2 separate regions of the Mus musculus genome follow, and region 1 is linked to region 2. The links are chromatin loops, found by intact Hi-C in ENCODE. Cell type or tissue: left cerebral cortex. All regions are shown on one strand. Each heading gives the region's core, and the rest is flanking DNA. Links, peaks and the distances in the headings are about the cores only.

The links. Peaks named below come from ENCODE experiments on the same cell type or tissue, not always from the same donor. Only the 100,000 strongest peaks of a DNase experiment are listed, where the experiment ranks them.
Region 1: a loop joins it to region 2, with 2.4 times the contacts of the local background. A loop is called at or near these places in 4 of 42 quality-filtered maps.

What each region holds. Positions count from the first base shown.
Region 1 is chr3:98,058,770-98,066,586 of GRCm38, reverse strand. The region is part of intron 2 of Notch2 (notch 2); the gene reads right to left. Among named protein-coding and RNA genes, the nearest start is that of Gm40103, 37 kb to the right of the region's middle. In left cerebral cortex, for the core only: no CTCF peak of the experiment used is centred there; DNase peaks (open chromatin) are centred at 4,279 and 4,495; H3K27ac peaks cover 1,034 bases.
Region 2 is chr3:98,220,222-98,228,038 of GRCm38, reverse strand. Reg4 (regenerating islet-derived family, member 4) reads right to left here and starts at 5,883. Exons shown (of 6, transcript NM_026328.2): 1 at 5,837-5,883; 2 at 3,199-3,382. The coding sequence starts at 3,265. In left cerebral cortex, for the core only: a CTCF peak has its summit at 3,612 (motif pointing right); DNase peaks (open chromatin) are centred at 3,247, 3,613 and 4,106.

The sequences.
Region 1 (7,817 bases), core at 3,367-5,866, 160 kb after region 2:
CCTTTTACCCGAGGCTGCTGACTGAGGGGAAAGTGTGTGAGGCAAAGGGACACAGAGCACCAAGCACCAAGGTCCTAAGGATGGAAGCAACCCTAGCTTAGCCAAGGAGCGGCAAGGGACCCTGTACTGCCACACCTAAGGGCATAAGGAGTAACGACGGAGGGAAGCTGCAAGCTGGCAAGGACATGAAGCCCTTAGTCGAGGTGCAGGGTCAGGGTTCTCCAGAATCCTTGGGATGACACACAGCAGTTCCATGTGCCTCCTAATGTTTAAAAGAAAACAGCAAAGTAACTTGTTAAAAATTGACTTGCAGAAAAGTAGAAATTGTTGGGTGGTGGTGTAAAGAAATGGCATTTTCCCACCAAGGACAAGCCATCCAGTTGTCAGTCACACCGTATGAAGCAGCAAAGGTGAAGGAGAGAAAAGGGTATGTGTACAAGAATTGCTTTGCATGGTCTCATCTGAGAGGGTTGTATTCGAACTGTTGTAAGAATTGTAAGAATCTTGACTTTCTTTTTTACGTTTGGAAACATCAAATAAAATGGAAACAAACAAAAAAAAGAGGCCTCTAAAGCCCATGGGCAGAACCACCTCGCTTTATATGAAACTAGACTTTCTTATTGGTGAAGATCCAATTTCCTAATTAAAATGTCCTGAGTTTACCATTCCTCTGTGTCTTTGTGTTTAGCTTAAAATATATGCAGGTCTCTTCTAACTTACCTTTTCAACTAAGTCCCTCTGCCCTTTCCTTCTATGGAGGCATCCTGTGCACAAACAGGCTTCTCGGACGCTGGGCAGACAGTCCTCTTTCTCTCCATCCACACCGTCCGCAGTTCTCAGAACACAGCCTGCAGCCCAGCAGGCTCCATGATCACCTTCTGAGAGTTCCGACTTGGTCAGGCTTAGCTGACACTTCTCTGCTCACTATAAGTGAGTCCCCATTCCCACTGGAAGCTGTGCGGGTCACTTCCCGCACCATCTGGAATGTGACCATGTCTCTCACAAGACCTGGCAAAGTTAGTCTACCTCTTTCCTCTTCCATCATGGTCATTTTCAATTCAACTCTGGGCCACACTGCTCTTCTCTCTACTATACATTTAATGTTTGTCATTTTACAATGATTTAAACACAAAAGATGCCAAAGGACACCACTCTAGGGCACCAGTTTAGCTTTCTAAACCATTCACCTATCATACTATGTCCTGCCAATGACTTAAAGACAAACATTAGGAAAACATCATTTTTCCATGAAACTTCAGCTCTTCCAATTTTCTAGGGGTCATAATTCGACTTTTATTTAATCCCTTGAAGTTATATATAATTGCTGTGTCTGACAAGTCTTGTTAACCGAATTCCTGTAACGCTTATCACTCATGTTCACAGTTTCCCTCTTGATAGCAATTCAGATCATCTTTAAAGCCTCAGGCCAGACATCTTGTTACTGGCTCTTTTCCCACCTCCACGCATCCCTGAATAGCAGAACCTTAAGGCACCTTAAGGTGATTTCTATCGAATGCCATAAGCATTTCTAAAATATTCCGAAGAGGCAATCACCAGGCCCTGCTTGCACCAACACACGCCCGTGGCAGGCCTTTACTATGTTGACTACACTTCCATTACTAAGTGGTCACTTGGTGCTGCTGAGCCTGTGCCCCAGAACCAGCCGCCTGGACTGCAGAGCTGGCTCACCATGGATTCGGGAGCACAGCACTGGCCCCCTCTCTTTGACACAGACTCAGTATGAGTGCCTGCCCTCCTGGGGTCTTCACATCATCACAGCACTGAGAACACTATGTAGCAAATGTACTTTTTAAGTAAAACTACTGGCTTGCTGCTTTAACATTCTTTGGTCTTTCCATTATAAGATACATCTTTCTCTAAAATTCTGCCCCCCCCACCCCCCCACACACACACCACAGTAACTAAAAGTATATGTTCATACTAGCACTCTTCATTAAAAAAAAAAAAAGTTCGTCCATATGTCCATGCCAGCATGACTCATAATAGCTGAAGGTAGAAATAGCCCGAATGCCCACCATCTGATGAGTAGAGAAATAAAAGCCATTATATCCACACAATAAAATATTATTTGTCTGTGAAAAGAGATAGACTCCTGTCACATCCTACAACACTGGAAATATTATGCTAAGTAAAAGACAGCAGAACCAGGCAGCCACGGGTCTTATTCTGTCCTTAGAGATGAGCACAGCAGGCAAGGCCACAGACACAGGCAGGTGCTTGCTGCCTGGTCCCCACGGCTACATCCATTACCTAGTTCTTAAAAGTCTACTGTTGATGACACAAAAGAACCTACTGTTCATTTCACATGCACATGGTGGAACAGGGTGAAGGCAGGAAAGAGAGAAACGCAGTAGAAAAGATTCCATCCGAAAGGATTCCAGTACAGCCCCCCTCGCTGAAACAGCCCCTGCCTCTCACAGGCCTGCATTCTTGACATGAGGCAGGGACGTGAATGGCAGTTCCCACCTATAGTCTATCTGCAATAGCTGTCTCCCCAGTAATACAGGGCAGAAAACTTTCCCACGTGAATAGCCACCCATCGAGAGAAACGCCAAGAGCAGTGAGAGGCTCTGTCAGCTCCAACACGGGTGAAGTCTGAGAAGGAAACAACGTCTCTTCCAACTAAACCCCAGGGCTTGCTCCCCCACTTTCCCCACCAAATGTTCAGCAGCAGGGTGAGCCCAAATTGTGCCCAGGCTCTACTGCAACCCTTTTGGTTTTGTTTTTAGGAGTTTTATTTTTACTTTTGGTGAGGATCTGGTCATTAAAAACAACAACAAAGAAAAGCCCCACCACACGCAAGAGGGAGGGGCATTCTTCACACAACAGCAATTTCAAAATCCTGAGTTTTCAAAACCTGTGCAGAATGTGGGATGGAGGGAAAATGTCTCCTGTGGGCTGATCGCAGCGCAGCTGCTCCTCATTAAAGCTCCTCTTGACTCCCTCTGGGCTGGTTTCCAGCAGAAAATTCTTTAAACAGAACGCAGCTTTCAGCCCACTTTCTTCTTGCCCTGGGCCTCTCAGCCCTCCACTCTACAGCAGCAGCCAGCCTCTGCTGAGCCCAGGACGGAGACAGCCATTAAGGTGAATGGGGTGGGAGCTAACAGAACCCACAAACCAAATTAAACACTGGTCAGTAACAAAGGTCTACAGTTTGAAGGGCCCCAAATCAGTCTGTTCTTTCCTGTGACCATGATGCCAGCCAGGTTTCCTGCCACCGCCACCCACCCCTACCCTGTTCCTGTTCCCCTGTTAAAGTAGATAAAATTAATTGCTAACAGGCGAAGCTAGCGTAACCAGTGAAAGTTCCCTTTTAACTTTCCCAAAGCCAGGCTGAAAACATCTAGATGCCCCAAAGCATTCAGACTCCAGCCTAAAATGCCCCTGCTGTACTCAATAGCCCAGGCCACTGGGCAACCTGACATGGCCCTCATTTCAAGAACTTCAGCCCCACATCTCACTAGACCTTCAGCCTCTTAACTCTGTGACTCTATGCAAAAGAAACTAAATGGGTTGTGCTCACTGCTGACTGTTTTGTTGTTGCTGTGGTTTGTTTTTTGTTTGTTTTGTTTTGTTTTAAGCACAGACTTAGTTAACATCCTAGTAATTAGAGAAAATGGAAGCTGCATATCATATCACATGCATCTTCCCATGTTCCCACTCCCACTCATTCCCCACTGCTACTTCCAGAAATGAAAGGGAAATAAAGAAAACCAGAGAAAGAAACAGTACACCTTCCTTAGTAAGAAGGGGAAGCGCTGGTGTGCAGAGTGGAGCCCCAAACAGGCTGTTTGTGGTAAAACATGCTTTCTAGGGCCTTCTTGGTTTGATGTAAAGGAAACAAAGACCTGTATATAATCAACCCTACACACAGACACACACACACTCTCTCTCTCTCTCTTTCTCTCTCTCTCTCTCACACACACACACACACACACACACACACACACAGAGAGACACACACTCTCTCTCACACACACATTCTCTCTCTCTCTCTCTCTCTCTCTCTCTCACACACACACACACACACACTCACATCTGACACACAAAGACTACCAAACCCTGCAAGGCAGGCATTTTTTTCTACTATGTAAATCTGCTTCCTGGACAGCACGTTTCTGCCTTTCTTGTACAAGTATTTCAGAAAATGTTAATCTTGATTCCCACATTAGCTGAATGCTTCCAAATTAAAAGTTTCCCACAGGAAAAAACCGACATGGGAGCCGGGAGGCCAGGGCTCGTCTTCTGGAGCCCCACCTCGCTTGGTTCACAGGTGCTCAGGTTTTTCCACCCCCTCATCTGAATAAAGCAACAAGCACACTGATGCTAACACATCCAGACTGAAGAGGCTGAAGAGGCACGACCTCAGACCCACTCATTCACAGCAACTCGACCCTCTGTAGGAGGCTGGTATAAGGAGTGAGGAGATGGGAACACATGCTTTATTTACAATGGAATGTCGTGAGCGCCCTTATCTTCCAGCAGAGAGTCTCAGCGCATTCATCAGAGCTCTGAGAACAAGCGGAGTGCCCAGGCTCTTCAGCAGCCTTGAATGATGGAACCGGGACACACAGACAGTGCTGAGGCTTGTGTCCTTGATGTAGCAGAAGAAATAATCAGTCCTTTACCATGTGCCCTGAACCCTGAAAAATATTAGAATGTGACTAAAACATCACAGAGCGGCTCTTATCACACCCTTCACCATAACAGACAAACTGTCTGAGAGAAGGAGATGCGTGCTCTAAGTGTTGTGTTGCAGCAGCATGCCAGGGGCTGTAATCCTGACAAGCACTCCTTACACCACTAAGTTCTATCTGGTCCACATTTGAATGTATATAAGATGCTGTTACGATTAACCTAACGGTCTATCTGGGTGACTTCCATATTACTGCTGATGGAGGCAGACCTTGCTCCTGCACTGTGCATCATTCCCAAGCCCTGGGAAGATGCCTGAATTCCTTGTAGACTTTGACCTGGTGCATTGTGTTGAAACAACGGTTTCAATGTAGCTTTTCTTCATGCACTGTACGTTCTCTGTGCTCAGCTTCCTCCAGCTCAAAGAACATGCTACAATCCAACACGCCTCCTGCCAGACCTGTGCACACGTCAGTCACAAAGCCCCCACTCTCTCCACCCTCTGTCACAACCATGCCCTAAAATTCCTCCAAGCCTCTGCCTAAACGTTATTTCCTGCTGGCAGCCTCATGCTGCCTGTAAGCACACTCGAGAGGCTCAGGCAATAAGACCCTGTCCCCACCCCCAAAAGAAGGAGAGGAGGGGAAGATACAGGAAGGAGAAGAAAGGGGAAGAGGGAGGAGAGAAAGGGAAAGAGAAGGTTTGGAAGGGACATCCCCACTTTATGTTCCCATAAATCTGACACAGTGCATTAACCTTTACTACAATTATTTATCTTCTCTAATAGACAAGAGTTATTCTCTACTATACCCTATGTGCCAAACACAGTGACTAGCATATGGAAGCCATTCAGCTGTTCAAATTCTTAACGGATGCCAAAGGGCAAGATGCAAGGGTCCACATAATCTTTACAACTTAAAGGCTCCAGACTTCAATTACACTGGAAGTTTGGGAACCACTGGGTTGAGCTGTTTACCTAAAGGATCTTTAAGCTAATTAAGATTCTTGATACACAAAGCACCTACCTCTTAACCTTCATAAACCCAAGGCTATTCAAAGCTGCCCTACCCCATATGGAATAGATTTCTTTAAATCACATTTTCCTAATATATATGTGTGTGTGTGTGTGTGTGTGTGTGTGTGTGTGTGTGTGTGTTACTCAGCTTTCAGAGTGCATATCTGCTGCACATAAACCCTCTGACTGTCACATACAACAGAAATTGATTGCAGTGCCCATGTAAGAGGCTCACACTGCATTGCTGTGCCCAGAAGCAGACACCAGGCAGCACCAGCTCTGCCAGATTTACCTGCAAGCCTCTCAAGATGCTCTTAAGAGCAAACATGACTATTAAACCACCACTGTCACAACACCCAACCCCAAAACTTGTCCACACAAAAGATAACTTTTATGGCATTTACACCAACTAACATTTATTACTTTGATGGTAATGAGAACAATTAATTGCCAAAGAAAAATGAGTGGTGTTCACTTCTTTGAATGATGTTCCTCGTTAATTTAGTAGAAACCCTGGCTGTAACTAGCACACATCACCTCAGCCAGAGATGGCATCGACCAAAAGCGGGCAGCAGAGGGATCAAGGGTAGTTCACTGTTGTGATCTCAGCTCCTCTGCTTCAAGAACATCATTGCACATTAAATCAAGAACAAACAGCAGAAACAGTGGCTTTCTGGCATCTGGCACTTCTGGGGAAACAGGAAGCTTTCCAATGGCTCCTGAGCCCTAAGGTGGGCTGGCACACTCCACCATCTATGTTTGGATCATCAGCTCAGGAACTGTCACTGGTGGCATTTTAAATGGGCATAAAGTGACACAGAACTGTCAGCTTGACTCTTGGCCTAAAAGATGTGATATCTAGCATTTTTAAGGAAGTTTGCTGACACTTGCTCGAGGGCAGGACACCACTGACATCATAAAGGCAAAAGGCTTACAGTTTAGGTGAACTCTTGTTCACTGCAAATAAGGCCATTTCTGCAAGAGATAATAATGCTCAGCTGGTAGAACCCTCGAGTCCCCTGTGTGAGTCCCTAGGTTTAACTCCCAAGACCAGAGCAAAAGAAAGAGAAGGAGAAAAACAAAACAAACAAACAAAAAAAAAACAAAAACAAAAACAAAAACAAAAAACAAAACAGGGTTATAGAAACCAGGCCACTTGAGAAGCAGTTATTATGAAGTATGCTTAATTTCAGAAAGACAGCCCAATGCCACACCATCTGTATAGAGAAAAACAAAGACTGGGAGCATAGCTCAGAGGTAGAGCATTTGACAACAGCAAGACTCCAGATTGGTTGCCAACACCTAAATAAATAAATAAATAAATACCTAAAACAGTAGACATCTGCAAAATAATTATGGTTCCTAACTACTCCTCTTAAAAACAGAGTCATTGCCTATCAGGGGGAGGGAGGAAGATCAATTCTTGGGAGTAAAACTTATCTGAGACTTTATAGTGGTCTGTGGCCTTTCATACTACAGAAACTAAACATCCAACAGACACGCTGAACTTACCACTCCACTGTGCCCAAAGCGAAGGCAAAGGGAAGTGCAGAGACACTTGTGGGGCAGTAGCAGCAAGCACAGCAAAGCCAGAGCTGACCGGCCCAGGCTGATCTGTGCTTCCAGATGGAGCCCAAGGCCAAGGTCACAAGTGTAAGCAAAGACAGTCTACAGCAGGAACTATCATGGTCCATGCCACAGACATTCTACATCATTTCTGGAAAGGTGCTTCACTGACTAGAGATGTGGGCAAAGCCACTACAGATGGACCCACACTCTCCTCAGCACTGCCCAGCAGCCTTCAGGACGGTTCTATGGGAGACTCTGAGGGCATGGGTGCATTCACAAGTGTATACACGTGTGGGTAAACACTCACAATCCAAGTCTGTCACATATAAAACATGTGTGCAAACGTACATAGCCATGTGTGTCCAACGGTTGTGACCTTTTGTCTATCTAAATGAATATTAAAGTTTTTACAATGTTTGGCCAAGGGCTCCAGGATGGCCCCAGATCTCTCTGGTAAAGTTGCTGACCCACAGCCCTTTCCTCAGCCTAGCCTTGGCTCTGCTGCTGGACATGTTACCTTGAACAAATCACTTTACCTCTCTGATCCTCAGTCTCCCTTGTGTTAAAAAGAAGATGC
Region 2 (7,817 bases), core at 2,563-5,062:
TGCAAGCTAGGCACACCTTCTACCAACTGAGCCTTGCTGCCAGCTCCTTAGCACTGAAGTGCTTTCTTGGCTCCATCTTCTTGCCCTCTCTAGCTACAATCTCCCAGGCACCAGTGCCAGCTGATCTGGAGCACGAGGCTCTTACAGATTTAGCTCTATTGTGTGTGTGAGCAGATCTGTGAGTGAAGGATAATCACTGAGCTAACAAATGGGAAGGAACGCGTATTGGTCATCTTTTTCTCACAGCTGTGACCAGATACCTGACAAATGCAGCTGGAGGAGAAAGGGGTTTATTTGGTTTGTAGCTTGGCGGGATTCGATCCTTCAAAGCAGGAAGGGCAACGCTGCAGGAGCAAGAGGTAGCGGTGGCGGTCATGTTGTATCCGGTCAGCAGCCACAGTCAGATAGATATTGACATTCAACTTATTTTTTTCTTTTTTATTCAACCCAAGACCTCAGCCCATGGCGTATTTTCAATTCGCCTATCTCTTTTGTTTTTCTCCGTGCCTTTGTGCGCTCCTCCTCGATTCTTTCCTCCCCTCTGCTTTTCTCCATCGTTCTTTCTCACCTTAGCCTTGCATTGTTGCAGCTACCGACATGCGCCCCCTGGTGGGAACACTTAGAAATGCTTCCAACTGAGGCCATGCGCCGTTGTGCCTCGGGTTTACCCAGCATTCCTTGGTACCAGGTCCTTCTCTGGGCAGTTTATACTCTAGAACCCACCCTCACCCCCATTATATAGTTCCTGATATTGCCACCACGTCCCAGATGAGGAAACGAGGCAGAAAGAAGTTGTTGCGCCTCACACTCCCACAGCAAATAAGAAAAAGAGAAGCTATGGTCTAGACAGTGTGGCTCTGAGTTGGGACTCTAGCCGGCTTAGTCATGCTCAAGCTATGTTTAAAAAACAAAAACCTGCAAGCCACTCATATTTATTCGGGCTGTCCTACTTAATAGCCAGACTGTCTCAGACAGATGGGAATGGGCACTCGTGGTACGGACAAGAAAACCTGTTAAGGCCACGAGACAGGAGTGGAGTGGGACTTCTGAGGAGCCGCTGCGTTCTCAGCAGCCTAGAGTCTTTTCACATCTCTGCCACAGGTGCCAAGTCTCCTCATTGCTGCACATGGGGTGACAAGAGACAGGTCCTCGCACCAGGCTCTCTATCTTTAGTGGTCTTTCTAATCTCCTAACCTTCGTACAACTCTGACTTCTTGTCTGCACAGTGAACTGATGTACACTTTCCCCACAGGGTTGCCTGGAGAGCTGGTGGGATAATGCATACCTAATGCAAACACAGTGGTTAGCACGCCGCCTAGCACAAAATAATTGCTAAATAAATGACAGCTGGTTAGAACTATAGCTTTCTTGTGTGATACTGGGGACTGGTCTGGTGCATGGTGGGAAAGTCCTGCCACAGAGCTGTAGATCTACAGGCTAGCCCTAGGCTTCTTTTCTTTTCCTTTTCCTTTCCTTTTCTTTTCTTTTCTCTTCTTTTCTCTTTTAAACCTGAAGCAGAGCCTGTTTAAGCTTCCAAGACTGGCCTTGAACTCTGTGTCGCCCAGGCAGGTCAGGGCTCTGAGGTCATGCTGCACTGTTCTCCTGAGTAGCCAAAATTCCAGACATGCAGAACCAGACTCAGCTAGAATTGTAGCTGTGAGAAACCAGCACCATTGTTATGATAACAAGGTGGAGTATTTCTGAAAAATATTAGCCAGTGCAGTTTTCATTGTGTCTAAATGTCTCTCTGTTTCTCTTCATTGAGCCCCACAGGCCAGGGCAAGGAGCCATTGCTCAGACAACAGAGCTATGATGTTGGCCATCAGCCTCCGTTGAAAGAAAAAAAATCAGTTTCTAAGCTCTCCACATCTACTTTAAATGCAAGATTAGACTTTTTTTTTCCACAAGCTTTTGTGCAAATATATATATATGGGATCTGTCCTAAGCACAGTTCTCATGAATGCAGCAATAAACAAAAAGGTTTTCTACAGCTGGGAGGAAGATCTGTCTGGAAAAGAGCCATGGAAGGACCCGTGCTATATGTTTTGGCTCTAGTCTCCTCCTGGGGAGAGACCCAAGGAGATTAGTGAAGTCCTGGGAAGAGGTTGGGAAGTCTTATCTCATTCTCCAGAAGATAGCCAGGGTCAGTGTCAAGCTCTTAAAGGAAGCCAGAGGTCAGGGCAGCCCCCAAGGAGCATACAGACACGGCTGTAAGGCAGCAGGGACTGGGGACAGTTTCCAGTGTTCTCTGCATTCTTGCAGGGTGCAGGGGCAGTGGCTGAATTCCCTGGGTCCTGAGAAATCAGACACAGAGAGCTGGTAGCTGAGACAAGTGTGGAGTCAGGGGCAGAGTATCATACAAGGCCACGTGGAGGGTAGGCCACGGCAAAAACACAGCCTTCAACCGATGCCCCAAAAGCTCCACCTCTCCCCACACTTCCTTGCATTCATTCATCCCCTTGGCAAAGTCCATTCGAGAACTTCTAGGCCTCAGCAGATCTTTTTAGTGGCCTCTTCCCTCGACAGAACTAATGCTCAAACAAGCAACTCTTGTTTCTCAGAGGTCCTGCCTCCTCCAACTCCCAGTGAGGTTGTGGGGTACTGTGGGAGATGACCAAGCTAGGAGCTGGGCATCAGTGTGACTTTTGTCATTCTCAGATTCAACGGAGCATTTATATCAGAGGACCCCACATTGCATCTCTTTCCATCCCGGATAGTCCGTGGTGGTTCTCCTCAACACACTCAAACCTTCTTCATCCTCCTTTCTCTGCTGCAGATTCCACAGTGTCCCTGGCACGCTCCCTGTCCTTGTGCTATGAGTGTACAATAGTCATCTCTCTAACTAGCTTTGCAGGTCCCTGGTAAACAGGACTTTGTAATATGCTCAAACACGAGAACAGTGCATAAATGGTTGGACATTGTGATTATAGCTATGAGCTACAGACAGCCTGAGGCCTGTTGGCTTCTTGAAACAGGCTCTCTATCGCTCACAACAAACTCAAAATCTTTATTCTGCAACCCTTGACTTAAGGGTGGCTTCCAACCGTCTCAGACTGGCTCTTCTCTGACGGCCACCTGATTTTGCATTCTCATCTTGATATGCTTTCCTGGAATGCCTGGGCAGGTGAGTGGATGGCATACTATGTGCACTGTGTACTTACTACCTGTGGCTGCCTTCCAATAACTGACTGAACTTACCGCTCAGGACTTCGGGGCCAGCTACCCAGCTCAGCAGTAAGAGTAGCCGCACGCCTTTGGAAGCCATCTTCCTCTTTCGATGGAGATGATACTTCAATGCTTTGATTTCAAGGCCCTCAGAGCCCGTTCCAGTTTTTTTCTTTTCTTTTCTTCTCTTTTTTCTGGATTCTCCTAGACCTGCAATCTGGAGCAGTGAGAAAGATGCTGGGATTTAGCTACCACGTCAAAATACTGTCAGGTAGATTAGCATTTTACAATGAAGATAATCTCAAGTTTAATGTAGGGATTGCAGACATTGTGGAATTTTATTTTTCCCTGCAAGCCCTCTGGACCAATGCCAGAGTCCTAAGGACAGGGGCAGAAGTGTTGAGCAGTTCCTGAACTACCCAGAGTTCCCGAGTTGTCTCCAGGACAGTCAGCAGAGGGCGACCTGGGCACGTTTTCTCACAGGGGATACTAGGCCTCCTCAAGTCCAGTAAATGAAAGAAAGGGATTCCAACACTGGGATTTTTTTTTTTTTTTTTTAATGTTGAAGGTAAACAGATGGCTCCAATACAGTTACAGATAAGAAAGCATTGGGTTTAGAGGGACTGGGAGTCATTAGCTCATGTCACCAGCTCTGACTCTTAAACCTTGGTTACATCACTTAAAACAAAGAAAAGGAAAAAAAAAAAGAATCTTTGCTGGTCTCCTCTTTCATTATCAAAAAACTTATAAGTCATTAAAACATCAACACAGACCAGGAGATAAGAAGTGATTCATCTCCCAGAGACAAGCAGTTTGGGCAAGAGCCTGCAGAGCCTAGAGTCACCCTGCCTGGTACCAAGCCGGCTACAAAGAACGTTCTTGCAGCCAGGCTCTTTGCCTGCTTTCTCTTCTGTTTGGTGTGAACCCACGTGTTCTGCTGCGTTTGCAGAGGAAGGCCGCTGTCTCCTGGCAGGCTTGCCTGCTCACTCCTTCGTGGGAACTCAAGACTGCTGCCCTCCTACTCCATGATGCTAAAGTTTGTCAGAAAGTGCTTTTTACTCAGTTTGGTATTTAAAAAGACATTTTTGCCCCTATTTAAAAGCTACCAACAAAATGGAGCATAAGTGATATAATTTTTATCTACTTGTAAATTATATAAATAAAAATGATACACTTTTTAACATTTCGTTTGTGATTTATCAGTTCATAGCTTCGTACATTTTTCTACATGTTGGATTTTTTCTTTTTGATGATTTGTGAGACTGCTTTTTGTATATTTATACCTCCTAGTGAAGTTACTAACAGTGTATCTCAGTTCATATTTTCTCTCATTTATGATTTTTTTTCCACTCTGAAGGGGGACAAACAACAGCTGTAGGGGTTCAACATGACACCCAAAAGCTCCACTTCTGTTTGCTTCCTCGAAGTAGTCCCTGCCCCTTTGCCAAGTGCTGAGCTCTGGGCCTCGCTGGATCTCTTCACAGAAGTCATGTTCAGGTTTTTAAAATGCCTTTGTCCTATGCATGCTCTCCTTTATAATCTTTGGAATTTCTATGAGAAACATTAACCACCACTGTGGTATTAGGTTAGTGTAGTCACCCACACACCCTTCCATTCTTAATTATGCTTTCCTACAATTCTAAGCAATAGTTGTTTTCAAAAAACAAAACAAACAAAAAATCTCCAAAAAACAAAACTATGATAAATGAAGAATTCATTGAGTTCTTATTTAACAATGCTTTATGATAAAAGAATAATAATAAAATATCAAATAATTGATGGCTTAGGAGGGCCGATGTAACTAAAATGGAGACTTCTGGAAACTCTAATCTGCAGCCCTGTGAGCACTTTGGTCTGACATTCACAGAGGGGGCACCCCTTCTTTTTCTTTGCTTTTTTATTGTTTTTTAAATTATCATATGAACCTTGACTTATTTATTTATTTATTTTTGCTGAGGAGTTCTTTCAAATGTACCCTGGGATTTCAAAGTCCTTTGAAATGCCAATGGCGCGGCTCAACTATAGGCCTGACTGACTGGAGGAAGGAGGTCCGCATTTCTTCCCTTACTCTGAATGAGTCTTAAACATCTGGTGAGGCCCTAACATCTCGTTTGACCTCCACAATCAGACTGCACTGACAAGTGTCAGTAACAGAACCGCTTTAGGGTCAAACAAACTGACATCCATTGAGAGAGATTCTTCTGTGACGGTCCCTAAGTTTCACAGCGACCAGTTTCACACCACCACGGAACCCACTACTGCTGGACGCCAAAGCCAACTAACTCTCTTTCAACAGAGCAGCAAGAAAACACAGAACCCAGGGCTAAGCAAAGGGCTCAGAAGGTAAAGGGGCTTGCTGTGCAAGCCGGATGACTTACCTGAGTTCCATCCCTGGGACCCACGTGAAGATGAGCTCACAGTGCTCACAGTGCACTGACTCCACAAAGCTCGCCACGCACGCACGCACGCATGCACGCAAGGGTGCATCCCCGCACATCCATTAATAATGATGATTTTGTAAAAATTAACAATTTAAATCAAACATTACTGTAACAAACTCCCCAGCAGGAGCGATGACGCTGTGATTTGTCGTTTCTGACCCACTGGGTAGCTAGCAGAGAATAACAGGCGTTCACAGAAAGCCCCCTGTCCCTGCTACGGCGAAGATTACCTGATTGGAAGCAACACTCCGAGAACCCTGCCTTCTTCAGCTTGAGTGGGCCTACGTTAGAGTCCTGCAGCTCTTATACCTTCTTGTCTCAAGATGTAATCTGTTGAAGTCATGAAGCAATAGTGTTTACCAATAATTAACCTTATCTATAGTTAAAAAAAAAAAAAGCTGTTCAGGTGATAACTTTAAAATGGACACACATTGAGCTTTGTTAAAGCAAGAGCAGGACCCCTCCCTGTGAGCAAACAAAATCTTCTTTCATGTCCACGTTATTAAAATCCACAGTATCCTGTAGTCGGCAAACTGCCGTTTGCTGTCCATCTCTTCCCTTAATGGAGCCTGGTTCTGCTCTTCCTCTCGTTTTTATCTCTTCGTGTTGTAGATGACCTAACGTCCTTCCCTCTCTGGAACGACGTTAGATTTCTATCCTTGCAGAAAAGACTTGACTTTGGGTCACACCTGATGACCAAACAGGACTCTTGTCCCCAAAGTGCTCATTCCCACCTCCCAGCCTGCACCAAGGTCCTTGGAACCCTTCCGGTTGTCTTTATCCTATGGAACTGAAGGTACAGAAGTCATGTTTTAACACAGGCAAATGTGTCCAAGTAGCTTACACTGATAGAATAGTTAACAGCAAATTCTTTCTTAGACCATCAAACAAGATGCTAACCAAAGCCCTGTGGGCAACCTAGGGCAGGCTTCTCCCATGCACAGTTAAGAAGCCCACCGACTAGACCAGGAACACCTGGCTGCTCTTCCAGAGACCTGGATCAGTGCTTAGCACCCACACCAGGTAGCTCACAACCATCTGTAACTCTAGCTCCAGAGGATCTGACACCTCTGGTTCCCACAAGTCATCTGTGCTCAACTGCACCCACACATAGACACACATACCTACACATAATAAAAACCTCGGGGAAAAAGCCTTAACAAAAGAAAATAAAAGAAATCCAATTCCAAGACAGCAGTGACCTGCCTGGTTCTCAAGGCTTGTCAGTGGTATTCAGAGAACCCTGGCCTCAGTCTAATCTAGGTTTGCTTGCTGAATTCACAACCATTTGAAAAAAACGAGCTATTTAGAAAGGACATCAAGGTTTGCTTGTCTGTGCAGAGGGTAAGGGATTGATTTGTGTTCTGGGCGTCGGACGTTGCTCATCGTACATTATAGAAATGGCTCTGTAAGGTCCCTTGTGCCTGAAGGCGGCCATGCAGATGCTTGGGTCTTACTCCGGAGAAGTGCTGTGCCTAGTGTGGTTAACAAGGGAAGTTATGGCTCCCTGCTCCAAGCCTAGTGTTGTTTTCTAGATGCTACTCTGCCTCTGTCATTGGATCTTTCCCACCTTTGTGTAAATTTATGCTAGGGCCTGAGAAACCAATGTCTTCCCAGCTTACCTCCCCCAACACCACATACCCGAGAGAGAGAGAGAGAGAGAGAGAGAGAGAGAGAGAGAGAGAGAGGCAGGTGGTCTGGCTCCTGGCAGTGGCTGGTTGAGGTTTGAGTTCTGTTCCTCTCTCACTATAAAGCACGGGGAATGTGTTGAACCCCTTGGAGTCACAGGCCCCTAATCTGTATATGAAGGAGGGCATTGCTAGGTGATCTTACCTAGTTTAATACACAACACCTTTTCCCTTTTAGAACTGGATGGGAAAGTCACTGCCACACTGTACAAGAAAGAACACAGATTCCAACTCGGAGCCTTCCATGGTCCAAAGACCTGATGCAGAAGGAACACAGAAAAGTTTCTGCAAAATATTGTGAGCACGTAGATCTTCTCCATGCCAGACTACCTTGACCCTGCTCTGACCTCTGTGCCATTGTTCCAAGACTTCAGACAACAAGAGGATTGTCAGAGCACAGGAGACTATGAGAGGTCTCTCAGCAGAACCTCCATTGCTCTGCACCAAACAAAAGCCCGATAGAAGCCACACACAACACTGAGACATAAAAATAAAAGGGAATTCACCTGATGTAGAGTCTGGC